Regions from separate parts of the Mus musculus genome. Here regions 2, 3, 4, 5, 6 and 7 are each linked to region 1. The links are chromatin loops, found by intact Hi-C in ENCODE. Cell type or tissue: heart. All regions are shown on one strand. Region 1 has its middle 33 kb from the start of Gm38789. Region 2 has its middle 140 kb from the start of Chrm2. Region 3 overlaps 9330158H04Rik (RIKEN cDNA 9330158H04 gene). Region 4 overlaps Slc13a4 (solute carrier family 13 (sodium/sulfate symporters), member 4). Region 5 overlaps Chrm2 (cholinergic receptor, muscarinic 2, cardiac). Region 6 holds the start of Gm52857 (a long non-coding RNA gene). Region 7 overlaps Dgki (diacylglycerol kinase, iota).

Region 1 (4,000 bases):
TTTTTGTCGAACTATTTTATTTTTTATTAGGTATTTTACTCATTTACATTTTCAATGCTATCCCAAAGGTTCATGGCATTTTCATACATGTGCTTCCCACATAGTCACTGTCCCCTTTCCTGTCTCACCCCCTTTCACTTGTGCTAAGTCCCTCCTCCTCCCAACCAGTGTCATGCTAATTTATTTTTTATTTCCCTCTTCATTCAAGGGGTTGGGACTTGGAGCACTGACTTAGATGATACTGAGGAACATATTCGTTCATGTTAAATGGAGACAGAGCTGATTGCAGTTCATCTTGGCAGTTGTTGGGGTCTGGGACAGAGTCCCCCAAGAAAGCTGTTCTTATAGAGACCCAGAAGACCCAGGGCTGACATGGGGGTCCTTTCTACAGCTGGGTCTTCTGACCAGCACTGTAGTGGGTCTGCTGTGGCCAAGGCCCAGCACTTTAGCCCCAGTCACAGGAACCATCTTGGAATCTATCCTTCTTAGCATCTTTGAGTGATTATTCCTTGATCTTTAACTGCGTTGGCTGTACTTTGGGCAGTAGGATCTGGGTCTCCCTGGCTTCGCTTTAAATGCTCTTTACAGTTTACTCTTCCTTTGATCTCCTTCTCCTTTGGTGGCATCAGGTCAACCTGAGCTGACCTCAGCCCTGCAGCTGCATTCTTACGCTGGCCATAGGGCTCTACCTCCTGTGACTCTCTGGAATGAAGAACCTCAGAACAGAACCTGTGACAATGTTCACCAGCTTGAGAAATAGGAAGTAGTTTCTGTGTAGCACCATCCTGCCACTAGCCAGCCTGGCCATTCTTAGAGGGTTTATTATTAAAAAGTAACCATCTTTACCCAGCGCCAAATAGCTATCTAAGGGAAAAACTCAACCGTGTGGATGTTCTTTCCCAGTGTTGTGTCATCCAAACATTTGGCCCCAGAGAGAATCCGGCATATGTGTGTATTTAGCACACAGACACCCAAGCTTTTGGACAAGAAACAGAAAACTCAGCAAACACAGGGAATCCTGGCATTTGTAGAAAGGAAAGTCGCAAGGCCGAGGAGTCTGTGGGTGGTTTCGGGCCAATGTCAACAGCCCCAGTATCTCTGAGAGCAGTAGAGACTCTGGTGAGAGACTCATCCCAGCCTAATGAAGTGAGGATAGGTGGCAGGGTCAACACTCACCTCCCCGAATGACCGCTCTGCCCTTTCTAGCTTCTGGGCTAAGGAGCATGTGTCAACTTGCATAGCCCCCAGCAGTCTGCTTTCTTGGCTCTGGCTTACCTTGGAAGGCAAAAATAAGTTCTTTGTTCCAGCATACCACAGCTACTTAGATGTGGAAACTTAGCCTTCTTAAGATCAAAATCCCATTACTCACCCTGCCTGCTACTATATTGGAAAGCTTGTGGCCCACAATTAGCACTGCTATAAGTAGGCTGGCTAAAAACGTACCTATCTTTGAAAAGGTGATGATGACCAGCCAGGAGCTAGCACATCTGGCCCGAGGTTTGGCATACGCATGCAGAACTATACTCAAGGCAGACTGTTTTGCAAGCTTTAGTCTTCATTGCCTCTCAGGGACAGTAGACAGAGAAAGGATTGGGGTCTCTGAGCTATCTGCCTCCTCTCACCTAGATGACTCCAAAGAAAATACATTGCCTTTGTCAGGCTGAGATTGATTAACATGACATGGTCTAGCCAGCTGTTAGGTTCTGTAACCTGCCACCCCCTGCCTCTGTCTCCCGTCTTCAGCTACATAATGAGGCTCTGTCTTAAAAAGCAAGGAGCTGGGAGTGTGGCTCGGTGGTTGAGTGCAAGAGCACAAAGCTCTGGGTTGGAGCTCCAGCACAGTCACAAAGAAAACCAGAAAAAGAAAAAAAAAATTCACATGGTTTCTTGCTAAGGGGGCATACCCCGAACGTTGCTTCCCTGTTCGCGATCCCTTACAGTCTAGGCTGGAAGAATTCTGTTTCTCAGAAGGCCCATTCTTCATCCAAAACATCAACAACCCCCCACTGCCTTTGAACATCGAATCAGAGCAAAGCAAACAAGGGAACCAGAGCGACCCATAGTGAAAGCGGGAGGGGCCTCGCGCTGGTTGCCGGCAGCAGGTGGCGCCCTTGGGTCACCCTCTTCAGTCTCTAGCAGAACAGTGCCTCCTATCTGTCAAAACCCTTAACTTGTCTTTCTCAGCCTTGAGTGTTCCAGCTTGCTGACTCTCTCAGCTTAGGAACTCCCTCCTTCCCTCCTCAGGCAGGGCCCACATGCTGTCCTTGCAATGGGCAAGGAGTTGCATTTCTGGGTGGATGGAAGCACATTTATTATACCACACACAGCGGAAAGAAAACAATTCCACCCAGTTCCCCTTTCTTTAATTAAAAAAATATTATTGTTGCTGTTATTATTATTCCTATTATTATTACTACTACTATTACTTATTATTTGTGTGTGTGTGTGTGTGTGTGTGTATGGTTATTTTGCCTGAATGTATTTCTGTACACCACATACATGCCTGGTGCCTACAGATCCCCTGGAACTGGAGTTCTAGATAGTTGTATAGAGTCATGAGGGTGCTGAGGAATTGTGCCCAGGTCCTCTGGAAGAGCAGCCAGTGCTCTTAACTACTGGTAGTAGATGGTTACAGAGTCGCTTCAAGGATGAAATCAGGTCTTTGCATATGCCTGGCATACCTGTCTTCTGAGAGGCTCTACCAGCAGCTGATCGAGACAGAGGCAGATAATTACACCCAACCATTGGACTGAATTAAGGTTGAATTAAAGGAAAGATTGAAGAATCTGAAAGGGAGGGCGACCTCATAGGAAGACCAGCAGACTCGACTAACACAGAACCCAGGGAGCTCCCAGAGACGGAGCCACCAACCAGGAGCATACACAGCCAGGTCTGAGGCCCCTGGCACATATACAGCGGAGGTCTGCCTGGTCTGGCCTCAGTGGGAGAAGATGCACTTACTCCTCCAAGAGACTTGAGGACCCAGGGAAGGGGGAGGCCTGCTGGAGGTTGGGAGCACCCTCTGGGAGGCAAGTGGGAGGAGGAATAGGATGAGGAATGGTGGGTCGGAGGGACGGGGGGGTGGGGGAGGAGGTCAACGACTGGAATATAAATAAATAAAATAACTTAAAAAAGAAAGGAAGAACGGAAAAAAGTGGAGTGGCATATGTAAGTTCACTAATTGCCCACTAGATGGCACTCTCTTCCCAGGAGAAAGGAAACTTGCGAAAGGGGAGAGGTACTAAACGTTGAGCCAGCTGCCTGAGGGCTGGCTTCTGTTTGCCTGCTCTAATCCATTGCATTTGGGCAGTTAGCTTGAGAAGAGCAACATTAAGGTCAAAATCAGTGGTCCACAGCCTTAGGAATGTGTCTTCTGTGGCCATTTGTGTCAGCATTAATTATTGCCAGTGTAGGGGAGGGGAAGGGAGTAGAAATACACCCAGCTCAGCCGGGAGTCTTGTGTTTGGAGACTAAGGGTGTTGGGGGGATATTAAGATTGACCCTGAAGCTCTAGGATGTGACCAAATCGCTCTTCATGGTCCAGATGGAAGACATAGGAGATGGCTGAGACTCCTTTATAGATGCTGAGTTCTTGGACTGCCTTGTCCCTCCTGCTTGGGACACTTTCCACATCATCTACACACCACTGATCCACACTGACAGTAAAACCCTGTGAATTCTAAGGGCTGTAAAGAGGAAGCTTGCCACCCTGGCAGCTTGGTACAGATTTGAGCGCCTGTCTACCCACTTTAGGTCATTGGCATTTTCTGGAGTGGGTCTTGGCCCAAACACAAGCTTTCTCTTTCAAACCACTTTGGTCACACACACTAACTTTCCCTCCCTTAAGCGCCGCCCCATACCAGCACCCAACCTAGGCTGGGTTGGCTGATGGCCCTGTAGCTTGCACTTCCATGGTTACCTACTGGTTCAGCTGCTACTGGTGGTGCCTCAGTTTCCTCTTCTGCTCATACATATTCAGCCCTGCTTTGACAGTCTTCCC
Region 2 (4,000 bases), 870 kb after region 1:
ATGCCAGCAGCTTCCTGTCAGCCTGGAGATGAAGGGGTACCCACAGCAGGGCGGGGGCTCTGTCAGCTGCTGTCACTCTGTAGTCCAGAGCTTGTGTTTCCCACTACCTGTCCTTCAAAGAAGTCAGTTTCTTGCAGGGAAGCAAGATCTGTAAATCCTCTGTAAAGAATACAAAGGTGAGGGGGAGCAGTACACATGATAAATGAGCTTGATTCTTCAATCTGGGCCTGAGCCTGCAGCGAGCCCCTATTTATTCTGCCCATTCCCCTGTGGGCATCCAAATTGCTTGAGTTTCAGCTACAGACTCCTATGCCAGTCTGAACTGCCACACATCTGCTCTAAAACCACTACACTATATCTTCCAGCAATGGTGCTGGTATGTGATAGCAGAAAGGATGCCAGACCCGAATCTAAATGATGTTGGTCATAGCCCTGGGCCTGTAGTGGATTGTGTCTGTGACCTTGGGCAAATGCTTTCTGTCTAGACCTTCGTTTTGTTTATTTTCTAATTCCCAAATCAGATAAGCACTTAAGTTCCTTTTAGCCCTGATTTTGTGATTTCTAAACAAGTGATTATAATAATAGCTATAATCTATTGCACATACACTTTGGATCAGACATTAGACTAAGGCTGTCTACTCTACATGGATACAAATATTCATTCAACAAAACAGGTCTTAATGAGCAAAGAACTGCAATGGATTGATACACAAAAGGGAAAATACATTTCTTCCTGGTCTCAGTGTGTGTGTCACTGGTACACAAGCCCCTTTAATCTGACAAGACAGTGAGGACATTGACACATGTGTATGACAAGCACAGCACAAGAATGGTTTCGAAAAGACTCAGGGTTTAGAGAAATTTTTGGGTTAGAATTTTCCATAGCATTTGAGGGCTTTTGTTTTGTTGTTTGTTTGTTTGTTTGTTTAGCTGAATAGCTACTGTGGGAACCCCTCCCCATAAGAAAGATGAGCTAAGCATTTTCTCCCTTGGAACTCCAGATACACTTTTATAATTGCCTTACATTTTTATGCAAAAAGAAATCCTCCCCTCCCAAGAATGTCTCAGTTTAGAATTCTGTATGACAGAGAAAGTGACAATTAAAATTAATCACATTGTTAGATATCCTTGCATATTCATAATATGCTAGGAAAGGATGACCTTATAGATTTATAAATTAGAAGCATAAAATGAGACATTAGGATAAATATTTTAAAATAATGCGGTAATATTTTCAATGTTTGCTGAAGAAATTTTGATTATCATTGTATTTTCTTCAAAAGAGGCCAGAGTGGTTAAAAATGAACCAATAACACCTAGTTGCTAAATTCCACAATGGCCCTCATTTTTTCATCTTATTTATTTATTTATTTATATCTCTGAAAATATTGTATATACATGAATATCATGTATCCACATTGTGTGTGCAGCCAGCCTAAGGCCCTGGGTGTCTCCCTCTATCCTTCTCCGTCTTATTTTTTGAGACAGGGCTTCTCAGTGAACCATAAACTCACCATCTGGCTAGGCTGGCTGTCTAGAAAACTCTGGAGTGTTGCCTATCTTAGATCCTCAGTGCTGGGAGTACAGGCACAAACATCCAATACAGTTTACATGTAGTTCCAGGAATTCAAACTCAGGCCCTCATATCTACAGAACAAGTAATGTACCCATGCTCCATACACATTTTCTCTGAGACTCATTTATTGCTACTCATGGTTTTTCCAATTGAAAATTAAAAAAAAAAAAAACAATACTCAGTACACCCTTTTTAAAAGTATGAACATATCGGTTCTAGACATGTAGAGCCCACGGTAATACTAATAGACTTTTCATAAGATATGCTGTGAATATTTCTTCCACACTCATTGATTCAAGTGATCATAATGATTTTGTTACTTCTACGTGTAAAATAGTCATCATTACTCTTGGGTAAGAAAAGAAGGCCTAAGGTGTGTTGTTGTTGTTGTTTGTTTGTTTGTTTTTCTTTTTAAGCCTGGTGTACAACTTGTAATACAACCCATCTGAGAGCTCACTCTTCTTCCTGTCTCATGTCCTCATGGGATAATCTGTTTTTTTCCTGTCCCTCCTGCCTCAGAATCTAGAATATTTCTGGGTCTTTACAAGGTATGTTCTATCTCCCCAAATTTCTCCTGCCAAGGGTCTAGTCTTCTTTGTTTTCAAGCCACTGCTATCTGTCACCTCTGTTAAGGGCCTTTGAAGACACGCCTGTCTCTAGGTGATTAGTTCTTTCTCACTCTGTGTTCTCAAAGCTAGTGTGGGGTCACTGCAGCCCAGCGATCATGTACCCCATTAGGCTCTAACAGCACAGCCAGAACGATCTTCAAGTTCCCATACTGTCTTTTGCCCCCTAGTGGAGAAGAGATAAGTTGCAGCATTCTGTCAAGAAAAAAAAAAGAGCACACTAGAAATGTTTGTTTTTATTCAATTCTCTAGATTCTAGAGTCTGGAAGCTGCGTTGAGGATATTTTTAGTACTTCAGCTATCTTTCATTCATAATAGATGAAGCTGATAGGATAGAAATAGGAAAATGGTGATTTTTTTAAAAAAGTATTTTTCTTTGAAGAGCTCTTTACATACTAATATCAGGTATCTGAGAACAAAAACAATAACAAAAAGCAATGCAGCCCTGCCATGACTTCATGTGGACAAAACAATCTAAGTTACATCCAAATAGAAGATCTTAATACACTGGAAGTTTATGGTGCCTTAAAACAATATACCTGGTAGTTAGAGAGATGGCGGAATGGTTAAGGTGGCTAGTTACTCTTCTAAAGAACACAGGTTCAGTCCTCAGCGTGTGCGTGGCAGCTACTCCATCTATAACTGCAGTTCCAGAAGATCTGATGCCGCCTTGAGAACAGAGGAATTAGTTTCTGCCAGGGCAGTTGTTATGAGAGGTGATCTGGGAACTTGCATGGTCTCTCACTTCCTGTCTTACTGTGTGGTCTCTCTGTCTTGCATATGTTCCTGCTATCATGCTAGCTGTCATGAAACCAGGAAATTGTGCGTGGTATAATGCAGCCAGAGGCCCTCATTGGAACTAAGCAGACACCACCAGTACCGTGTCCTTGGAGTTCTAAATCCATGAGATGAATAAAATATTTTTTTTTCTGAGTTAAGTATTCAAATTTGGATATAGTACTTTAACCAGACTATGACAAATGGCAAATTGTATCATGTTATAGTCAGGAAAGGGATTTACCAGGAAACTCCAATGGAGCTCCATCCATAAGATTTTCACAAATAGAAAAGTTAAAGGAAAAAATGGCTCCTAAGTGCTTCTAAAGAGGTCCCTGGCGTTGTATCACTTTTGTTATATCTTATATGTTCAAAGCCAGTTGCCAACCTATGATAGCATTTCCTGGAGTAGTGTAAATGATCACCACTCCCCTACAATTGTGATATTTTACTTACATCACCATCGCAATTCTGATAGAAAACTTGCCCATCCAGAGTCCTTCCCATGTTGAAAACATTGTAACTTTATCACATGACTAACCATTATTTCATGACTCAGCACTTGCCACAACCAAGAGTCAAACGGTATCAAAAGTTGTTCTTCAACGTTTTTATACTATATCATTATTCTTTTAGTTAGACCAATTCAATTGTGTAGATACCCTTAGATTTCCATGTAAACAAACATTGCTATATTTTGTGCTTCCTGGTTGTGGTGGTTTGAATATGTTTGGGCCATGGAAAGTAGCACTATTAGGAGGTGTGGTCTTGTTGGAATAAGCATGGCTTGTTGAAGAAAGTGTGTCACTGTGTAGGTGGACTTTGAGGACTCCAATGCCTAGGCTCCCCCCAGTTCAGAAGGATTTTCCTGATGCTGAAATTTATCAAGATGTAGAACTAGGGCTCTTTCAGCACCATGCCTGCCTGGACACTGCCATGCTTCCTAACATTACTATAATGTGTTGCTGTAATTCTCCAACCTAATATTTCCTAGCAATGAAAACACAACTCAAATAATATA
Region 3 (4,000 bases), 1.0 Mb after region 1:
ATGATTGATAAATAAATGTTTGTTGTTTCAATGAAACATAAGCTGACATGGTCTTCTAACTATTGTCTAGACGTAAAATTATGAGAACCATGTGTGGGAGAAATGGTTCAATGGGTAATGAATTTGCTGTACTTGTTTGAGTCCACAGAATTTAAAATAACGTACATGTTGTACATCAGTGCTTCTATGGTGAGACCAGAGGCAGAAATAGAACAAGTCTCAAAAGCTCACAGGCCAGCTGGATGACTATATGCAGTTGTTTGTTGTATACAGCAAACAACAAAGACAGACTGTCTCAAACAAGATGGAATAAAAGAACCAATAGCCAAGTGTGTTTCTTCATCTTCATCCACACTATATGAAAAGTAGGTGTCCACATACACATACAAATATGAGCATGTACACATGTCCATAAACATCATATACATAAACACACACGGATGAACTTTGATCATAGTAGAAATATGGTGACAAATGACTACTCCCAAAATAATCAGTTTAGAGTAAGAAATGATTTAGACTCTGATAAACTCATCAAGGTAAGAGCTTTGATGCTGGTCATAACAGGTATCATAGTTTAAAACACTATCATATGAAGAAATGGAAAATGTTAGGTAGGAAATGGGGATATAAACCAGTAGCTTTGTTCAGAGCTATGCCTACATCTGACTTGGTTCATAGTTGCTTGGCACTATCTTGGGGCATACATGCTGCCAGACAAGAGCTTTTAACTTCTTTATCATAAATATTCTTCCACCATAATTTGCCCTTGTTTATTCATCCTATCACTTAGTTTTTGCATCCACTTCAGATTCTGGGTACCAAACTTTCTTGATTATCTTTTTTTAAATCAGAAGAGGATAATCTGTAAAAATTATTTCTGGCATAAATGGCAAAGTTTTATCCCGTGTTCTCACTACATATCCACAGGTGTTAGCAGAAATCACCCAGTGATCGATCTACAGCTGGGATGCTGGTATCCCAAACGCTATCGTGAAATCAGAAGGAAAGAAGAGCCTAGAAGGTTCTCAAACTGGTAATGAATTATTTAGCAAGAGGCCCATCAGTACTACTCATGGCTGAGAAAGAGATCTGATCACGTGATCCTGGCCCATTGCACCAATGAGTGAACTACGAATATTTGACAAACAGCATTATATATCATCTTTGCTTACTTCTTTGTTTGCTTGTGAACTTTTTGATTGTTGTTATCATTTGGTTAGTTTCTATCCTTATTACTTTTTTTCTGCTTTACTCTTTCTAGAAGAGGCCCACGGAAACACACTCTGGCAATGATTTACCTGTATTTCTATAATAGAGGCCACACCACACAGAGCATAGGGGAAAAGTTCTCAGACACTACATGCTGCCATATGCACATGGCTCCTATGGGGTTTAGCAAAGCTCAGATGAGGGAACTCAGTAATGATCAGAGAGCTACTTCACAACAAGTGCTTTTAAAAAATATTTCTTTGTCGATTTGGCAAAATCACTCCCTAAATCTCAGAGGTCTTAGAAGAGGAAGACATACAGAAAAATCCACCCACAAGATCTATCAACTCCGAGTGTCCTCTATCCAAGGTACTGACCCAAGACTTGAACTAATGTCTGCACTGTCCCTAGTGCTGAATGTCTACCGACAATGAAACACTTTTCCACAAGTTTATTACTCCTCTAACTCTCCCGGAAGGTTTGTTGTCATTCCTATGCATGACTTGGACATTTAAGAACAGTACTTAGCACAATCATGCTCTCAGTAAACTAAAGCATCTACCTGAAAACCTGGTTTAGTGGTTTTAATATCACTAAATAAATCATTTTGAGGGGATTCTAAACTATGCACACTTCTGATCTTAAGTTCATAATTGTGTAGTCAGAAATGAACCTCAGAAGGCTAAATTCAGGTTTGCAAAATGACTTTATTTTTTAACAGGCTTCACGAGAACATTTGTTTTCTTATATTCCCAGCTAGAAGAGTTATATGTTATTTTGAGCTGATAGCTCCTTCAAACTATCAATGACCAATCTTTCTCACAGTACTTCACTCAATCTCAGATATCAACCTGAATACCAAAATTTAATGACACCTCTGATTATCTTGAGCCCAAACAAATAATTTATCTCTTTAAAGTGATAAACAGACTTTATTTGCCATTTAATTTTTTGGAGTGCCATAACACAGTCACAATTTCCAGGAAATAAAAATGAGAAGGTCCATGAGGGGGCACTATTCTGCTTACCAGATTTAGTAAATAGAATCATTTCAGATAATATAACAATGATAAAAATAGTCACAAGGACATAATGGACAGTTTCTGTCTTTAAAATGTGTTTATGCTCATCTCAGCACAAGGACATAACAAAATATCTCAGTCATCTGAAATTCCTTAGAAAAACAAAGACGGCCACGTTGCCTTACTGTAGATAAGGAAAATGAAACATGGATGAATTAAATGGTTTATCTAAGGGCATGTCCTATGGAAGAATTCAAATTATGATTCAAGTCATTTTCTGTTTAACATACCTAAAGCACTTTATTTTGGAAAACAAATACACCAAATTAATAAGTGTTTAACCTCCTTACTGCATAAAGTCTAAACACAAATTTGAATCTCTGACAAAAGTTGAAACTATACAATTGTGAATAGTAATGCTTGTGTGTGTGTGTGTGTGTGTGTGTGTGTGTGTGTTGGCAAAGTGAGCATTAGGGTAAGTATGAGCTGTGTGGAATACTTTGATATCCTGTGTGGCATAGTTACAAGAAACTGGCATCATAAGATGTGGCTGGATACATACCCACCCTGTTCCTACTATTGTAACAAGAGTAAAATGTGTAAAATTCAGCCTTTTAGTGAGAAGCTGAAGTTCACCATTTAAAGCTCACCTCGCTTCCCAGATATGTACACAAGGTAGGCATGTTTGAAGAGTTATTTTAAGTGAGCTGAGATGGTCAGCATTGAGGTAACACGTAAGCGTTGGTGATGGGCATTAGATTTAGGGGGTGAATGGTGACTTGATAGCCACCCCTAAACAAACTGTCTTCTAATCCATGTTGCTTGGGATTGTACTGAGATGAATTATCTGTGTTAGGAAACCACTTTTGCCTGAAAGCTAAACAAATACTCCTTATGTTTATACACAGTCACATAGAAGGTCTTAAAATATGCTGTCTCCCTGGTAGTGCCATGCTTTTTGAAATAGGCATGGAAGGTGAGATATATATATATCTTTAATAAAGCATTTGGATTAATTTTTATGGTTCATTGTGAATCCCTTTGGAGAGAAACTGGGCACACCGGTTTAGGGTATTAGATTCTGACCCTTATCCTCAGTGACTATCCTGCCAAACATTTCAATTCTCTCCTCTACCCTGTCACAACACACCCTGACTATTTTGAGTGCATTCTTTTCCTCTGTGCCATCAGGTTTCTAAAGAAGTTGCAGTGCCACTACCCAGGGGAGAAGGTGAGCAAAGTGAAGGGTACAGGCACATTTTCACAGCTATTCTGTTTTCGGTACCTACTTTCCCTAAGAGCTACATGCAGTGGGCTTCTGGGATGCATTTGAGCAGATTAGAAATTGAATTTAGTAGGAGAGCCATGCTGAGTTTTTAGTGCAGGAAGCTTAGTGCAGGAGTGCAAAACAGGCATGGCTCCTTTCTTTCCCAGACCTGCTATATACTTTGAGGTTAATATAGAGGATGTTTCTCGGGGTTGTTTTATAGGTCATGAGCAACAGCTCCATTGGGGCATCTAATATTCCTTAGTAGGTGTTCTTTCCATGATTTCTTCCCAAACATACTATATATTTTCATCTATCTATCTATCTATCTATCTATCTATCTATCTATCTATCCATCTATCTCTCTATTGGTATTTCTTTATCTATCTATCTATTGATATTTCTTTACCTATCTCTGTCTTTTTGTGTACATGTCTCTTCTATTCTCTTTCCAGCTGATGAAGTGATATAGCAATGGTTTAAATTCATTTTTATTTTA
Region 4 (4,000 bases), 92 kb before region 1:
AGACAAGAGTCTACCCTTTGGTCTTTTCTGTTCCCTATGTTCACCCCAACCCTGGAGACTGCAGAAGCAGCAGAGTGAGGGGACAGTAGACAAGGGACAGGAGGAGCTGGGGCAGGGGACAACGAAAGGTCAGTTCCTACCCCCACCAACTCTCATCTCTTCTTCTGCAGGCTTGGGTCCAGAGGGAACCGCTGTGGACCCACAGAAAGGGGACAAGCTTTGGAAACAGCAAAGTTTTGATATGAACCTGGGCTAGCCTGTTGGGGATCCGAAAGTGAGATCACTGTGCCTCTCCGAAGGGGCCAGAAAAGCTGTGGTATCTGAGATACCAAGAAAGGCAGAGGGCAGCAAGAACAGGGTGACCATGGAAGACAGTGGGAAGACGAAGAAGATGATGATGTTTCTGGCTGGGTCCTCTCCATGTCTGTCCCTCTCTGCGTCTGTCCCTCTCTGTGTCTGTCCAGCTCTATAGGTTGAGTTCATTCGGTATGAGCTCTTATTCTTTTTTTTTTTTTGTATTTAAACGGGCAAATTATAAAGAACCATTGTGAAATACAACTTTGAAATGGGTTGTATTCGGGGCTGGAGAGATGGCTCAGTGGTTAAGAGCATTGTATTGCTCTTCCAAAGGTCCTGAGTTCAATTCCCAGCAACCACATGGTGGCTAACAACCATCCATAATGAGATCTAATGCCCTCTTCTGGTGTTTCTGAAGACAGCTACAGTGTACTTACATATAATAATAAATATATGGGCTGGAGCCAGCGGGGCCAGAGTGAGCAGAGGTCCTGAGTTCAATTCCTAGCAACCACGTGATAGCTCACAACCATCTGTACAGCTGCAGTGTACTCATATACATAAAATGAATAAATCTTTTAAAAAAATGGGTTGTATTCACCATGGAATACCCTTAAAGACCACGTATGTTTGTATGTATGTATGTATATATGTATATATGTACTCTGAAAAGAAGTCAGCTGTTGATGGACCCCACAGCATTTGAATGCTCAAGACCATGTTTCTCCTTTCCTAGCTTCAGCTTGCTAGAGCATCAAACAGCCTGTCAACAACTGTCCCCCAGTATTCTAACCGCATCAGTACAGATGTAGTTGTACTTGGCAGCCATAGGGCGGCTCCTACATCTACTTGGAATTAACGTGGGTCTTTGTATTCCTCCTTATTCCCAAGTGTTCTGGAATTAGGGGAGACCCCCTCAAGATCGTCAGAGGTAGATCCTATGGATGGGGACAAGATGGCGAGCTTGGCACATGCATCTAAAAGAGACGATTTGGTCTTATCTTTCCTGTCCTCTTTAATGGCCCCAAGAGGCTCCGTCTGGGAAGAGGGATGGTCATACTCACTCTTCATTGACAAAGATGAGTTCCATGGACGTCTGTCTGTTGTTTACATCAAGACCTAAAGTGGTAAAGAAACACAGGAAGTTAAAACTAAGGCTGCAGTGGACCCCGTATGTGGAAGGCCAGGGGCTCAGGGCAGGGGCAGAGGTGTGATGGCCTCTCCCCTTCTCTCTGCTCTGAAGGCATAGTGGGGCTGTAGATGCAGGCAGACACCGGAGTTTTGTAATAATGCTTGAGAAATTGGGACAAAGAGAAGGGGTGGAGGATGCCTGTGAGCAACGTAGGAAGAATGAGAATGGGCTAAGGGTAGCTTGGGTTGTGACTGCTGGCATGGCCAAGAGGCTCCAATGAAGATGGGCACCAGGCTGGGGGGAGGAGCAAAGGGGAGATGGGCCCCCAGTGAACTGTACCCATGAGCTCAGCCTCCTCAGTGCCGGCTGCCAGCTGTTCCTCCTCAGCGTTGATGAGCTCCTGCAGCACCGCCTCCACGATGGGCATCACCATGGCGGTGGTGGAGGTGTTGGAGAGCCACATGGACAGCATGGTGGTACAGCACATGAAACACAGCAGGAGCCTGGAGGGCAGGGACGGTTGGGCAGAGCGTTATCCTGATGAATTATGACCCTAATGAGCCCCCAGGTGCCATTCACCTCTAAACTCCCAGAACTTGGTGCGGGGTAACCCTTTATTTCAGCATTGGTCCAGCAAATGATTCCCAAGCCGTGGCTAGTGACCATGGCCAGGAAAAAAGCTTTTAAAGAAAGAAGGGCTAGCTTTGATAGAAAGGATCCAGGGTAGGGACTCAGAGGCTGTTCCCTTCTCTCTGTGTGGACGTTAGGTGGAGCTCTGTGGTGTGTCTCTTATGCATAAGGGGATCTTTTTCCCCTCCCCTGCAGCCAGCAAGTCTAGGGCACCCCATGCTCTGAGCAAGTCAGCACAGTAATTTGGGAGCAAACAGTCCTGGCACTTCGTTCTCCCACGACTTGTCCCAGTGCCAACTAGCTGCAAGGATGGCCACAAAGCCACAGTAGTCTCCCCTGTCCGTGTGTGCGTGTGTGTGTGTGTGTCTCCAGCTGGTCTCTGAAAGCGTCAAGCTTGGAGGAGCACAGAACAAAAATAACCTTCAAATGATTTCCCTTTGACTTGGAAGCACAGTGCAAACCGTGCCTGTGCAGACCTGGGGCTTGCTGCCTAGGAGAGGTGGAGACAAAGATGACTTGTTTATACTTCAGATGACTTTGCACAAAGGAGACAGCACATGTGTGGATTGTGCCCAAGCAGGGCTGAGTCCTGGCAGTGTTTTGTTTGAGCTGAGAGCAACATAGCTCTCATGTTTGGCACACCCACTGATAGCGCGCCATGATATCGAGCCATGCCGGCATGAACTTGCTGGGTAGTGTGGTAAATAGGGAAGAAGGCAAACCCAGACAGGTGGACATTCTTGTTGATAGGATAAAGATTTCCAGAGCTATGCAGGGGCTGGAGATGTGGCTCGGGGCTTGAGTGCTTGCTTAGGGCAAGGATGAGCGATTGCTTCATTCATTCTCTCCACCCCTCCCCCAGTACCACAAGGGAAACAAAACAAAAAACAGAACAGAGTCAAAGGAGCCACAAGGTCCCACTATGTTGGAAGCAATGCTCCTTGTGTGCCTTGGAAGCACAGAGTGGGCAGCCGGTTGCTGGGCCTGGGTGGCTTTAGCCATAATTAGCAAGGCTCTGCTTTGCAACCTGGGAGTCAGGGGCGGGCTTCAGAGTTCCAAGAACTCATTTGAAAGACTAATGCTGAAAACAGTGCTACATTGTTTCTAGTCTGCTCTTCCAGCGGGTGCAGCAGCTTGCATAGACGTAGGAGCCGGAGCCGTTAGGAGTGGAGAAAGGGAAGAGGAACAAAGGAGATCCTGTGCAGTGGGAGCAAGGCTCACACAAAACTGTCCACCCTGATGCCCTCACGAATGCTGTGAGGGTGAGGATGCCCCCTTGCTGGGTCTCTTGATGGCCGAGTGGAAGGAGAAAGAGGGAGCATGTGAGGCATTGAAGCAACACTCCCCCCACCCCCCTCAGCAACTTGGGTGGATGGGAAGAGATGTTCATGGCTTCTTAAATGACAATGGAAAAGCCACCCAATTCTTTGACCTATGTGCACTCTAACCCACAGGCAAAAAAAAAAAAAGAGAAACTGTTTCTGTTTGGTCCATTTTATGCTTTCTCACAAGGCCCTCAGGTGTTGCAAACCTGTCCTTGTGGTCCAGGTTGTGAAGAGAATTCCTTAGATTCAGGTGATAGTAACATCAGGGCTACCATTCAGATCTGTATTCTGTGGCTATCAGGATCACTCCTAGTTATTGGGATCTCTCTCACAGGTGCGGGAGGTGGGAGTCCATCATCCTGGTGTCACCTCCCACTTAGCAGAGGAACCACTGCCCCAGGACCCCACATGCCATGTGACTCACATGCCAGGCTTGGCTCCCGCCATCAAGACCATGCGCAGGGCGATGCGCTTGTGTAAATTCCACTTCTCCACAGCTGCTGCCACACAGATGACGCCCACCAACAGCAGCGTGGTGTTCTTGAAGTACTCAGCCGCCACCTGTAGGGGGGTCAGGAAGGCCAGTCACCACCTGGGAAGAGGCCATGGGCAGGAC
Region 5 (4,000 bases), 1.0 Mb after region 1:
TGGACATAGGGAAAGTTGAGTTGTAGGACCCAAAAGTAAGAGTAGGCTACTTGACAGATGTTTCGTCAGCCTGTAAAGGGAGAAATGATGTGTGCTTATGTAAGTGTGCCTGAGGGTGCCTGGAGGGGAACTGGAGAAAGAAACTAGGTGGATTGCAATATCCCTATCATAGTTCAAGTGCATGAGAACCCAGAAAACGTGTTTGAAGCTCTTAAGTGACTTCAGAGACAGCTGTGGGAGAGATTAACAGTTAAAATATAGAAACTCTTTCTCCGGTGAGCTCCCATAGGCAACCATTTGGGGCAGGGGGACGATAAACTGCTGTCTTTAAAAATAAAACTAACAAATTACTCTAAAAGTGAATTTGTCTCTTTGTCCAGACAGGAAATTGGACACAAACTTAGAGAACATTTGCCAAATTCCAATCCAGAATAGCCCACTGCTAGGGCCAAGGGTAGCAGAGCGTCAGGGCATCTTCAGGGGTGCTAGCCTGCTGGCTGACAAGTAGGGGAACTGAAGGTGTGAGTGTCCAGTGGTCAGTGAAGAATGAGCTGGCCCATGAGAAGGCATGTGTCTCCAAGACCCACCCCAATGCGAAGAGAAGAAGGAGGTGAAGAAGAGAATTAGAGCCAAAAGTAGGAGAGGTGAAGAGGAAAGGAGAGAAAGGAGAAGGAAACGTAAGGGCAGGATTCTGTGGAAATGACCTTAATAAAGTGTGGTATAGCCTCAACTCCTCACACTGGTCTTAATATGCCACTACGTGAAACAGTGTTCCTAAGTATCTTTCCATATAACTTCCCAGAGAGCATTCTTCATCTTATCTTAACATTTCTTCCTTTTACTCTATAAGGTAGAGTCTGATAAACAACACGTCAGAGTCCCCTTGAAAGACCGTTTTTACTCATAAAAATTACGTTTGCACTGGTATATTATTTTTGATGTCTATGCTGTGTCCCCACAAGGACTCAAATGCATTCAACCCTGGTAAAATTTTCCTTGTGGCTATTTACAACTGCCCATCATCCTTATCATTTGTTTGCACTCCGTTTCCTTTAGTTCACTGAGCAGATGTTCCAATCCCTTTCATTAGGGGTCAGCAAAGCAAGTATACTTTCTGCATATCCTAGGCTCTGCTGTTGTCTTGTGGTATAACAATATGTGCATGTGTGCATAAATGTCTCCCCCTACCTGGTGTGTGTGTGTGTGTGTGTGTGTGTGTGTGTGTGTGTGTGTGTGTGTGTGTAAGAGAGGCAGGGGGTAGATCATGGAAAGCAGGTCACTGTTCCTTAGGCATTTTCAAACTTTATGCTAAATTCCCGGTTCTTTCCTAAGCCGCTTACATGCATTATATTATCTGTTTTGCTACAAATCCTTATGATTTTAAATAGTGTCAGGCACATCCCAGGAACTTAACAAATCTTTGCTGAATGAGTAAATATAGGAATCCATTTTCTCATCACAACAATCCTAGGAGACAGATGCTAGTTTCTTGATTTTACAGGAAAGGAAACCTACAGTCACAGAAATGCAGTGATGGCCCCAAATCACATAAATAGTATGTTGCAGCCCCAAGATGCAAACACAGCCTGTTGGACTCCCAGAGACTTCACTCGGGTACTATGCAAATTGACTGTATGTAGAGGCATAGCCGGTATTTTTTCTGTGTTTGGGGAAAGCAACTGTGATATTCAGTTTTCAATCATGTTCTCTCCATCCATTTAATTCAACTCTGCCTTTTCTGCTTAGACCCCCTACATCCAGGGAAAGAAATGTAAGGGGAGTCAGTGCCAACTACATTCTTAGTTGGCACAACATGCTTATTCTACTTAGTTAGTTATCATTTCTGCTGGAAGAAACCAAAGGCATTAAGAGTACCAGGCACTTTGCCAGGTGTCACATCCACCTCTAAGCTAAGGCAAGAGAACCCAGAGGATGTCAGATGCCTTCAAGTTGAACACATGATAAGTAGATAAATAGATTTCCCAAAGTGAAACATCTAAGTACTTCATGAAAAAGTTCACAAGTCAACGTCCATTCTAGCATCTCTCCATAGTATTATAGTGAATGAATTGCTCTCTACTATTCCCCCCTCCCCTTTGGACATTCGGATTCTGAGTTTCAATGGCTTCTTTTAATTTTAGTCAGACCTTATTGCCAACCTCTGCTTTGCAAGGCAAATGTGACTTTGTGTACTGCTATCAGCTGAGGAGGAGGAAGAGAAATTAGAGCTTCTATGTTATCGATTCCTGTCTTACTTCATCTCGTTTTCTTCTTTCTTCTCACATGCTGAAGTTCCTTTTATACTATGACCTAAATATACAGTCATCTTAGCTGCTGCTGTTACCATGGTAATGCTTCATGGTAGATAAGGGTATACTATAAGAATCAGTTTCTGTCATTAGTAATGGAATTCTTTCCCCCTCAACCCTTCTCCCTCCAGCCAAGCTTACACCTAATGATGCCCTCTGGTGTTCAGAGACAGAAAGTGCACTGGTTTGTTTATGAGGCGCTCATCATTGTTTAAAGCTTAGGAGACACTTTAATTTCAATTCGAAAATAAAAATGACTCAGATAAGGATTAATTAACATAGTTTAAACAATGATATAATAAAAAAGATTTTTCTGTTTTCTAAGTATGTTAAAGGATGTCTACTGTGCAGAGATCTAGAAAGTTCTATGTATGTATGTAAGTATTTAGACCTATACACCCTTTTGCACTTAATATGATTGCGAAATGTTTTTTATGAGAGGCAGAGAAACTTCCAAGAGGAGAATCTAGTAGAATATTCTGTATGCTTTGATCTGCGGATTTAAAAGAAAATGAAGTCTTCTGACTTAATGGGGAGACTTCCTTGCTGGAAATGTCTAGACGTTTTACTCTTCGTCTGCATTAATGAGCACATTTTTATTAGTCACTCATAACCCAACAAACTGACACAAAACTGATGTGCTAAGAACACCTTATCTTTCTCACTCCAAATTCTACAGCTTCTTCTACGTAAGTGGCAAAGCAGGCCAGTGCTCTCTTTGGGGCTTCTCCAGAACTTCTCCCCAAATCTCCCTTGCCAGGGGGTTTTATTATGATGTATTGAGCTGGTCCTCCACTCTTCAGCTTTCTGTACTACACCTCCTTCTTTCATTCCAAGACATCCTTTTCATAATGCAAAACTGAACTTCTATGTTATCGACATGTAATAGTACTCTTTTTAAAAATTCTCCAGTGTTTCTCAAGTGGTTGTAATAAACTCTTCCAACACTGATGCAGTGAGACTGTCCAGCACTGATGCAGTGAGACTGCCCATTACAAATGCAGTGAGACTGCCCATCACAGATGCAGTGAGACTGCCCATCACTGATTCAGGAGACTGCCCATTACAAATGCAGTGAGACTGCCCATCACAGATGCAGTGAGACTGTCCATCACTGATTCAGGAGACTGCCCATCACTGATGCAGTGAGACTGTCCATCACTGATGCAGTGAGACTGTCCATCACTGATGCACTGAGACTGTCCATCACTGATGCAGTGAGACTGTCCATCACAGATGCAGTGAGACTGTCCATCACTGATGCAGTGAGACTGTCCATCACTGATGCAGTGAGACTGTCCATCACTGATGCAGTGAGACTGTCCATCACTGATGCAGTGAGACTGTCCAGCACTGATGCAGTGAGACTGTCCAGCACTGATAAAGTCTCTTTCCCCAGCTGCATCTTTACTCATCATTTCTTTCTGTTTGGTCTGCATAGAAAGACTTCATAGTAGCTTAGTATTCTGATCAACTAGAGTAAAAGCTAAACAACTATTAGCCAATGTCTTCTTTCTCATCATTTCTTCCTCCTCTCCTTTCTTTCATTTAATTCATCAGTGATGTTGTTATTATTACAATAACCACTGAAAAGCAACCAGATTTCTTATTTATATTCAGAATCAATATAATAACATGGAATTTTTGGTGTTTAATAGACATGATAGTGTGTTTTGGAGGGAAAGACAGGA
Region 6 (4,000 bases), 1.5 Mb after region 1:
TCCTGTTTTGCCTCTGCACACTGCTCAGCACACTATGAATAGTCTTAGCAGTAAGCTACATGAGAGGGACTAAGCAGTGTGTACAGCACACATGCCCGAGCACCAAAGGCAACTGCATGCATGCTGTACACTCTGCTTAGTTCCAGTAGCTAACATAGCACTTTCCATAAGACTAAGGGATTACACACCCTACTCAGCACACGCCCTTAATCCCAGCACTCGGGAGGCAGAGTGGAGGGCAGCCTGGTCTATGAGTTTCAGGATAGCCTATCTATTAGAAGCTTCTTACCAACTCTCCATGTTCTTGCCCAATCCACCTTTCCCTCTCTTTCTCCCTCCTCCCCTCCCCTCGTTCCTTTCTTTCTTTTCCTGGTCACAGTCCTGAGATCTTCCTAGGCTCCCCTCATCTTTACCTCTCACTCTTTGGTAAAACACAATCTTTTTGCAATGAAGCACACCACATAGGTACACTCTGTTGCTATGGTGAATTTTTGGAAATATCTGGGCCTGGAGTATTCTGCTTGGCTATGAGACACCTAAGGGGTCTCAAATGGAAAACAATTTCTCATGGGACACTCCTTCCAGGCACATTTTCAGGGTCCTGTTTACTACTAAAGAAATGCCATCTTTGGGTTCCCACTGTTCCACTGTTAAAGGCTGCTGCTGCAGACTTAGCAGCTCCCAGTGCCTGCTGATGGGCACAGATTTCCACTTACATCAAGGAAACCCAGGTGTGCCTTAATGCACTTTGAAAGTGAACTGTAGATTCTTATTTCTAGGCAAGGGCTTTTCTCACTTAAACTTCCACCAAAGGTCTGTGTGTCTATCCCTAGAGGACTCCATTCCATGAAGTCTCATGGAGGACTTGTTGAGAAACACTGAGCCAGCCAATAGGTCCAAGGTACAACTTTGTTACCGTTACTGGGGCCCCAGAGCATCTATAATTAAGGACAAGAGGACCAAAAGTCCTTTGCTTGAGACTCTCCATCAGCTACACAAACCCGCCTTTGTTTGCTTTTGTTCCTTCTCGTTATGCTCATTTCTCTAAGACAATGAACAAAGCACAGATGTCAAAGAGCTCAGGCGAGAAAGAGACAGAGAGAGAGAGAGCAAGGATGAAAGCTACAGCAGCCACACAAAGTAGCATTGAGAGGAGAGAGACAAACACACTCTATTCATGTCCCCTTCAGGGACAGCCAGAGGGCCTCAAAGGTAACATTCACTCCCAACACAGGGAAAGGGCAGAGAGTGGGGGAGGAGCGCAGAGATGGGCATCGTCGATGAGGTGACAGTCCCAAAATGCACATCACAAACACGGGTGAGCTCTTCATTTGAGGTGAGTATCTATCCACTCAATTACCACTCCATCTTCAAAATTCTCCACGCAAGTACAGCCACGGATGACCCGTGTGAAAGCTGTGTTCGAAATATACTGTCATTTTTAAAAAATAGATTCTTGCATTTACATCTATTAATCCTTTTTAAAAGCAATTTCATCATTAGCTTGTACAATTTGCTTTTCCAGCCTGAAAACTCTTCCTAGTCAGTTTCTGGAGGCCCCTAAACACCCTTTGAATTGAAATGTTACTGCCACCTACCGTTCCTTTCCAGGAATGTAACCAAAATGAGAAAGGAGTTTCTTCCAAGCGAAAAGGGCCAGGGGGCCTTGACACAGGAGAGTAATAGATAAAGGAGGTAGAGTCAGGTTTACCTATTTATTCAGCATGGAGATCTGACTGTCACACTGCGTGTAAGCATTTGAAATCTGTGAGCAATCAGCCTTTGCAAAAGCATTTGTCAGCATGCGTCTGAAAAAGGAAACATGGAACAGGAAAGATACAACCAAAGGAGACACACACAGAGGGAGTCAGGGGTATAGCCTTTAGAAACCAGACTCATGCTTTAGCAGCACTTGGGAAGCCCTGACTCACAGCTCAGTCTGGGACACAAATCTGTTTGCATTTTGGGAATATGTGGTTTATTTTAATTTAACATGCTATTACATTTATTTGTGTTGATGAGGGATACTAAAGGCAAGCAGAGGAACCACAATAATGACAACGGGCCAGAAAAGTGCCCGCGGCTCTCTCTGAGAACAACGGAGAGTTTGCATAGCGCTGGTAAGGACTCAGACTGGTGCATCGATGAGAGATGCTTAGAACACTTCCAGACATTTACTAGGAACTTGATGTGGGACTGAGGCTAACCATCCGCGGAGAGCAAGGAAGGAAGGCCAGGCTGGGGCCCACATTCCCTTCTGCTTCCTGAATATCAGTTGCCACGTCCAGTAATGTGGTAGGAATCCTGTGGAACGGGCTCCCCAGGATTCAGCTCTGAGAAGAATAAACTGGCTCCTTCAGTGCTGGGTTCTGCTCCTATTCAGAAAGGGAGAAATGATGTTTTGGGCCCCAGTGAAAGTGTGCCCACTCTTCTGATAGCTCCAGAATGTTCTAAAGGGCTATTAATAATCATGACTAAAGAACTTGCCCCTTTAGCAGAGAGGCGGTATCAGTTGGTGGAACTAGTATCCCTTGTATGGATGGTCACTTGTTTTAGCTTTGGACACCATCCTCCCTACCCTGGATCTCTACTGCACTTATAAAACTGATGAGAGCCAAAGCCATCCTGTAACTGGATTAAAGAGGGCTGACTGTACAAAATCCCACGGCACAGAACACCTGGTACTGGCACAGGGATGTTCCCAGGGGAGACAAGACGGGCTGTGCACAGAGCCTCCCTGTTCTTGGGAACACTTTTGTTTGAATTGGCCCAACAGCACTCCAGCTTCTGCATACAGGAAGAGATGGAGATACAGCTATGTAGTTTTAAATGATACCGAAGCAGCTCCATCGCAAAAAAAATCTCTAACATTTTGCCAGCTTCTCACAATGCCTGGAGGCAAACTGTTGTGGAAGGCAAAGCTATCCTCTTGGCTCTGGTTTTATTATTTTTTTTTAAATTTATTTGAGATTTCTATTTTTATGTTCATGAGTGTTTGCCTGCAGGCATATTTGTGCATCACATACATGCAGTGCCCACTGAGGCCAGAAGACTTTGGGTTCCCTGGGACAAGACTTACAGAAGGCTGTGAGCCACCATGTGGGTGATGGGAGTGGAAACCAGGCCTCAAGAAAGGCAGCTTGTGGTCATAAACACAGAGCCACCATTCCTCTGGGTTTTATTTTTTGTTGTTGTTTGTTTGTTTGTTTGTTTGTGGGGGGTTGAGACAGGGTTTCTCTGTATAGCCCTGGCTGTCCTGGAACTCACTTTGTAGACCAGGCTGGCCTTGAACCCAGAAATCCGCCTGCCTCTGCCTCCCAATTGCTGGGATTAAAGGCATGCACCACCACTGCCCAGCTCTGTGGTTTTGGTTTTTTTTTTTTTTTTTTTTTTTTTAAATAACATTCATACGAGTCCCTTGCAGTCCCTGTCCACTGTTTCCAGCCTACTTGGCAAGCCAAGAAGCAGCAAGTTTTCTGCACATAAGGATTCCACACTTAGATCCACTTATGAATGTCTAGAGTCTGTATATGCAGGCTCTAGATATTAGGATTCCTGTGTGTCCAGTCATCTCCTTCTCCACTCAAAGAACACTTAAATGTCTTCAAGGAGTAATTAAGAAAACCCCAAATACCCAGGCAAGTAGTATGGAAAGCACATCTCATGGTGTAGGCTGCATGACATAAACATTTCTGGCTACCCCTGCTTACCACGGAGCTCACCTCAGTGGCTTATCTAACTCCCCATAAACCATTATCAGGACTGCCTACCTTTGAACTTGTGAAATAGCCACAACCCATCTAAGGGATAGGGATATATTTTTATTATTTCACGACATACTTTCTCTAGGTCAAATTGTTTTGTACTGAAGCTTGCAACATAAAGATGGATTGCACAGCTCGATGAACACACTCAGCATTTCACCTATCATTCTGTTGCAGTGTGATTAGGGTTCGATTCACCACAGCAACACATCAGATATCTTAAATCTTCTTGCTTC
Region 7 (4,000 bases), 1.7 Mb after region 1:
AGTGTGTGCCCAGGGCTCCTAGGCTATGAAAGGAGATCCTGTTGCTATCTTCGAGAATAAAGCATCATCATTAGGGGAGTACAGGGAAAATCAAAGACGGTCCATAACATCCCGAGATTCTGAAACATCAGACTCCAAATCCAGGAGAAAAGCACAGGAAACAAACAAGAGTCTTCCCTGACTGTTCTCCATCTCTGCCAAATGCATGGAGACAGAGGCCAAGGGGAGATCTGAGACATGATAAACACAGATTCTGCACTTTCCTCATGCATAACACAGAGGAGGGGCTGGAGGAGAGGGTTCAGTAAGCACAAGGCTGGCTGCATCAGTATGAGGACCTGAATGGAAATCCCGATTCCTACTTAAAATGCAGGGTGGGGCTGGTGGTGCATAAGCTATATCTCCTCACTGGGGAGGGATGGGGGCAGGGACAGGAAGATCCTGGGGCACCTTGGCCATCCAGTCTAGCCAAAGCTGCATGCCATAGTTCAGTGAAAGGCTTAGAGGCTTTGTCTTAGAGAGACAGAGAGAGAGACAGAGAGAGAGAGCACGCCCAGGTGGAAAGTAATGGAGGAAGACACATGGGGTTGACTTCTGACCTCTACATACATATCTGAACATAAATGAGCATGCACACACAAACAAAAAAAGTAATAAATGCCAACGAAATGAACTGACCTCTGAGCCAACACTGTCTTATCCAATGCTCTACATTTTCCTTCCAACAACAACAACAAAAAAAAAGAACACAGAATTTCAGCAGAAACCACATACTTCTTACTAAATATAACCCATTTTTAAGAGCAAATAGCAATGTGGCCAGATAGTGGCGGGGAAAACTTGTCCAGTGATAATTGCTTCACCCATATGGTAGTTTGAAAAGCTGCCACGAACCACACTACCTTCACTCAGGTGAGATGTCTCAGTGCCTGGTCAAAGTACAACAAAAAAGAAGCACACTGAAGACAGGAAGGAGCCAGTCCCAAGTGCTGGGGACAAAGATAGCCTAACCTGGAAAAGGGGAGGAAATTAGGTTAGACCTGAAAGCCTGTATCAGTCTTACCAGAGTGAAACCAGATGTAAGAGAAACAGCCCCTGACTCCAGGTTAATTCTCAGGGAGCAAGAATTACCTCCACTATACTCTGCTTTCCAGACTCAGGCATCCAAAGCAGGCTCAACCTGCTGGCAGGGCATGAAAGCTAGCCCAGGACTCTGACTTCAAGCTCAGTACTAAGCGTCAAAAATGGTTTCTAACATCGGCGAAAAATCAAAAGACCCATAACTGGGCTAGACCTCACCAACTAATGGCCCCATTGTCTGAAACAGACCCGTACTCCAGAAGCAAGCACTCAAGGAAAGAGCCTCCAGTCATATGTCAGCACCACTAGCTACTACCTTTAGCCCCAGCACGAAAGACTCATATACTGGCCTGCATCTCTTCTGGCTTTGGTATAAGCCTCACACCTGAGACTGTACTGGCCCTTTGAGCTGGGGGATGTGAGTACAATTCAATCCGGCATTAAAACTGCCTTCCCTAACACCCAACACTACTCCAATCTCAGCCCAGCCTAGTACAGAGTAAGCTTCTATTTTCTGATGATTGGATACATTAACGACTCTAGCACTAGCTAGGCCTTGGAACCCAGTGCCAGGCATGACACTCAGAAAGTTTTAAAAACTTCAACTCCCAGGCCTGTGCAAACAAAAGAGCCTCTGGACCTACCTTGGTGCCAACATAGACATAAGTCCCCATTCTATTAGGCTTGTGTTTGGGCCAGCATTACCTTCATCTGATTCTAGTTGTCTTAGGCCGTAGGTCTATTTGAGCTATTCACAGCACATAGCATCACTGGCCATGGGGCTACTCCAGTGCTTTCTTCAGTTCCTAGCATGAAACAGCTTTGCAACTTGAGTGACCACGGGCCTGATGCTGGTGTCTGTGAGCACAGGCAAGTTGCTGTGGATAAGGTGTCTGAGTGAAGCCCAGATCTACAGCTAGGTTTCAGAGCTGATCACCATTTTTTTAGGTTATAATCTGGTTCAAGCTGAACTACTTTCCATGTGGATTAGGATAAGCATGAGCTTCGACTGCCCTCTAGTGAGGAAACTGTGGCAACACACCAACGGTGAATGCCGGAACTAGTCCTCTAACCCTGAAATAGCAAAAGTGATTGCAGAGGTGGTGGGGAAACCTCTCAAGAGTTTCTCTAGGGAAAGGCACAAGTGAAACCAAAATACAAAGACTGGAGCCTAATAAAAGCCTAAGTGTCAATGCTCAGTCACATTAGATGATGCCACAAACCAACACCAAGAGAGCTGTCAGGAAACCAGGCTCTCACCTACTGTAAAAGCACAGCACATGAAAGTAACCACAGTAGGTGGGTGTGTGCAAATCTTTAGACTACTGATTCACAAACAGCTGGTTTGAGGAAACTCAAGCAAAGGCAGGGGAAAAAAGTAATACAAGAGAGAAACAACAGGGATCAAAGAAATTTAATTATTTATTTATTTAAGTTTTGTGAGAGAGAGAGAATGGGAGGGAGAAAGAGAGAGAAAATAGAAATCAGTGGGTGCTCTGTGCTTGTGCCATGGCCTGCATGTGGAAGGCAGAAGACAACTTTTGAGAGTCATAGCTTTTCTTCTACCATATGGGTTCCAGGAATTGACCTCAGATGATCAGGTCGGCTGCAAGCTCCTTTGCCTGCTGAGCTATCTCATTCATTGGCCCATAAAGAAATAGCAAGCTGGGCTGGGGTAGTGCACGCAAGAAGCAGAGGCAGATGGATCTCTGTGCCTTGAGGCCAGCCTGGTCTACAGAGCCAGTTTCAAGACAGCCAGGGCTACACAGAGAAACCCTGTCTCAAAGAAAAAGAAAATAAAAACAAACAAAACAAAATTTCCGTTAACTGAAAATTAACAGCAAAATGAAAAACACAAGACAGGCAGCCAAGGGCAGGGCAGGTAGGTGATCCTGGCAGATGTCTCCGTGAGTAAAGTGCTTACCACACAAGCCTGGCCACCTGAATTTGAACCCTAGATCCTACATGCTGTTTGCATGGAAACCATGCCTTATCATGTACTATCAGTCTATGGCATGTACAACTATGGTATGAAACAACTGAGCAATGTTTGCATCTCTTGTCCATCATTGTTTTATATTTGTTTATTTGTTTTTTTATACATTTGTTTTTCTACTTATCTACTCTACAAACTATACATCTGACAAAGGGTTAATATGCAGACTGAATAATGAATTCTAAAGAGGTCAAACACAGAAGCCCAATCCAGTTTAAAAAGATCAACTGCAATAAGCATTTCTCAAAAGACAACAATGGAGGACATGTCTGTGTGAGAAAGTCCAACACCACTAATATTCAAGAAAATGCTAATCAAAACCACAATGAGGCAGCAGATTGCCTTAGTAAAAAAAAGCTACCATCAAAAATAACTAACAACAGTGAGGCCTGGCAGTAGTATATTTGTTTTTATGTACTGGGTGTTTTAACATAATTTTGATTAATAAACAACAGCTATGAAGGGGTAAGTGGAAATATGTCAGCTAGTATTTGAAAAAAGGGATTTAGCCATCTGTGAAAATCTTTATCCAGTGACAGCAGTGTCCTTCCTCTGCAACAGAACACGGTGCAGTATCGTAGACATAAAGGCTGAGTGCTTCCCTGGAGGACTGGAAAGTCCTTCTCAGCCTCGGGGCTCATGACTCTCATCAGACAGGCATTCATTTGAGAGGACAGGAGAGACTGGGGCTGAAGATAAAACTCCCCCAGGGACCCAGTCAGGAAGATAGATGGGTAAGGGAGAGGACAGATTCTCTCTCAAGGACCTACCGTTCCATCCCCACCGCAGGCCAGAATTCTCAGATTTGGTACCTTCCTGTACATCTCCAGCCTGGAAAGGGAATGGAAGACAAGGTAAGCACACGGTTCTCTGTAGAGAGGAACTTCGGGACAAATGCACGGGGACTCCCCACAGAGAACATTC

The links. A loop is a pair of places that touch in the nucleus more often than their neighbours do. Peaks named below come from ENCODE experiments on the same cell type or tissue, not always from the same donor. Only the 100,000 strongest peaks of a DNase experiment are listed, where the experiment ranks them.
Region 2: a loop joins it to region 1, with 4 times the contacts of the local background. A loop is called at or near these places in 10 of 42 quality-filtered maps.
Region 3: it touches region 1 in a loop (3-fold over the local background); 9 of 42 quality-filtered maps call a loop at or near these places.
Region 4: a loop joins it to region 1, with 2.2 times the contacts of the local background. A loop is called at or near these places in 6 of 42 quality-filtered maps.
Region 5: a loop joins it to region 1, with 4 times the contacts of the local background. A loop is called at or near these places in 13 of 42 quality-filtered maps.
Region 6: a loop joins it to region 1, with 5 times the contacts of the local background. A loop is called at or near these places in 2 of 42 quality-filtered maps.
Region 7: it touches region 1 in a loop (5-fold over the local background); 17 of 42 quality-filtered maps call a loop at or near these places.

The regions. Positions count from the first base shown.
Region 1 is chr6:35,377,958-35,381,957 of GRCm38, forward strand. No RefSeq gene overlaps it. Among named protein-coding and RNA genes, the nearest start is that of Gm38789, 33 kb to the right of the region's middle. In heart, CTCF peaks have their summits at 2,132 (motif pointing right) and 3,184 (motif pointing right); a DNase peak (open chromatin) is centred at 2,094; H3K4me3 peaks cover 915 bases; H3K27ac peaks cover 1,232 bases.
Region 2 is chr6:36,246,917-36,250,916 of GRCm38, forward strand. No RefSeq gene overlaps it. Among named protein-coding and RNA genes, the nearest start is that of Chrm2, 140 kb to the right of the region's middle. In heart, a CTCF peak has its summit at 2,374 (motif pointing left); no DNase peak of the experiment used is centred here.
Region 3 is chr6:36,376,551-36,380,550 of GRCm38, forward strand. The region is part of intron 3 of 9330158H04Rik (RIKEN cDNA 9330158H04 gene); the gene reads right to left. Among named protein-coding and RNA genes, the nearest start is that of Chrm2, 9.5 kb to the right of the region's middle. In heart, a CTCF peak has its summit at 2,202 (motif pointing right); no DNase peak of the experiment used is centred here.
Region 4 is chr6:35,285,986-35,289,985 of GRCm38, forward strand. It overlaps Slc13a4 (solute carrier family 13 (sodium/sulfate symporters), member 4), which reads right to left. Exons shown (of 16, transcript NM_172892.3): 3 at 3,809-3,945; 4 at 1,769-1,932; 5 at 1,362-1,416. Among named protein-coding and RNA genes, the nearest start is that of Slc13a4, 20 kb to the right of the region's middle. In heart, a CTCF peak has its summit at 2,166; DNase peaks (open chromatin) are centred at 2,326 and 2,626; H3K27ac peaks cover 1,678 bases.
Region 5 is chr6:36,391,479-36,395,478 of GRCm38, forward strand. All of the region lies in intron 2 of Chrm2 (cholinergic receptor, muscarinic 2, cardiac), which reads left to right. Among named protein-coding and RNA genes, the nearest start is that of 9330158H04Rik, 5.2 kb to the left of the region's middle. In heart, a CTCF peak has its summit at 2,480 (motif pointing left); no DNase peak of the experiment used is centred here.
Region 6 is chr6:36,902,420-36,906,419 of GRCm38, forward strand. The region is part of intron 28 of Dgki (diacylglycerol kinase, iota); the gene reads right to left. Gm52857 (a long non-coding RNA gene) reads left to right here and starts at 1,114. Exons shown (of 3, transcript XR_003956276.1): 1 at 1,114-1,336. In heart, a CTCF peak has its summit at 1,598 (motif pointing left); no DNase peak of the experiment used is centred here; H3K27ac peaks cover 910 bases.
Region 7 is chr6:37,044,274-37,048,273 of GRCm38, forward strand. It overlaps Dgki (diacylglycerol kinase, iota), which reads right to left. Exons shown (of 34, transcript NM_001081206.2): 12 at 3,847-3,907. Among named protein-coding and RNA genes, the nearest start is that of Gm52857, 140 kb to the left of the region's middle. In heart, a CTCF peak has its summit at 2,104 (motif pointing left); a DNase peak (open chromatin) is centred at 2,108.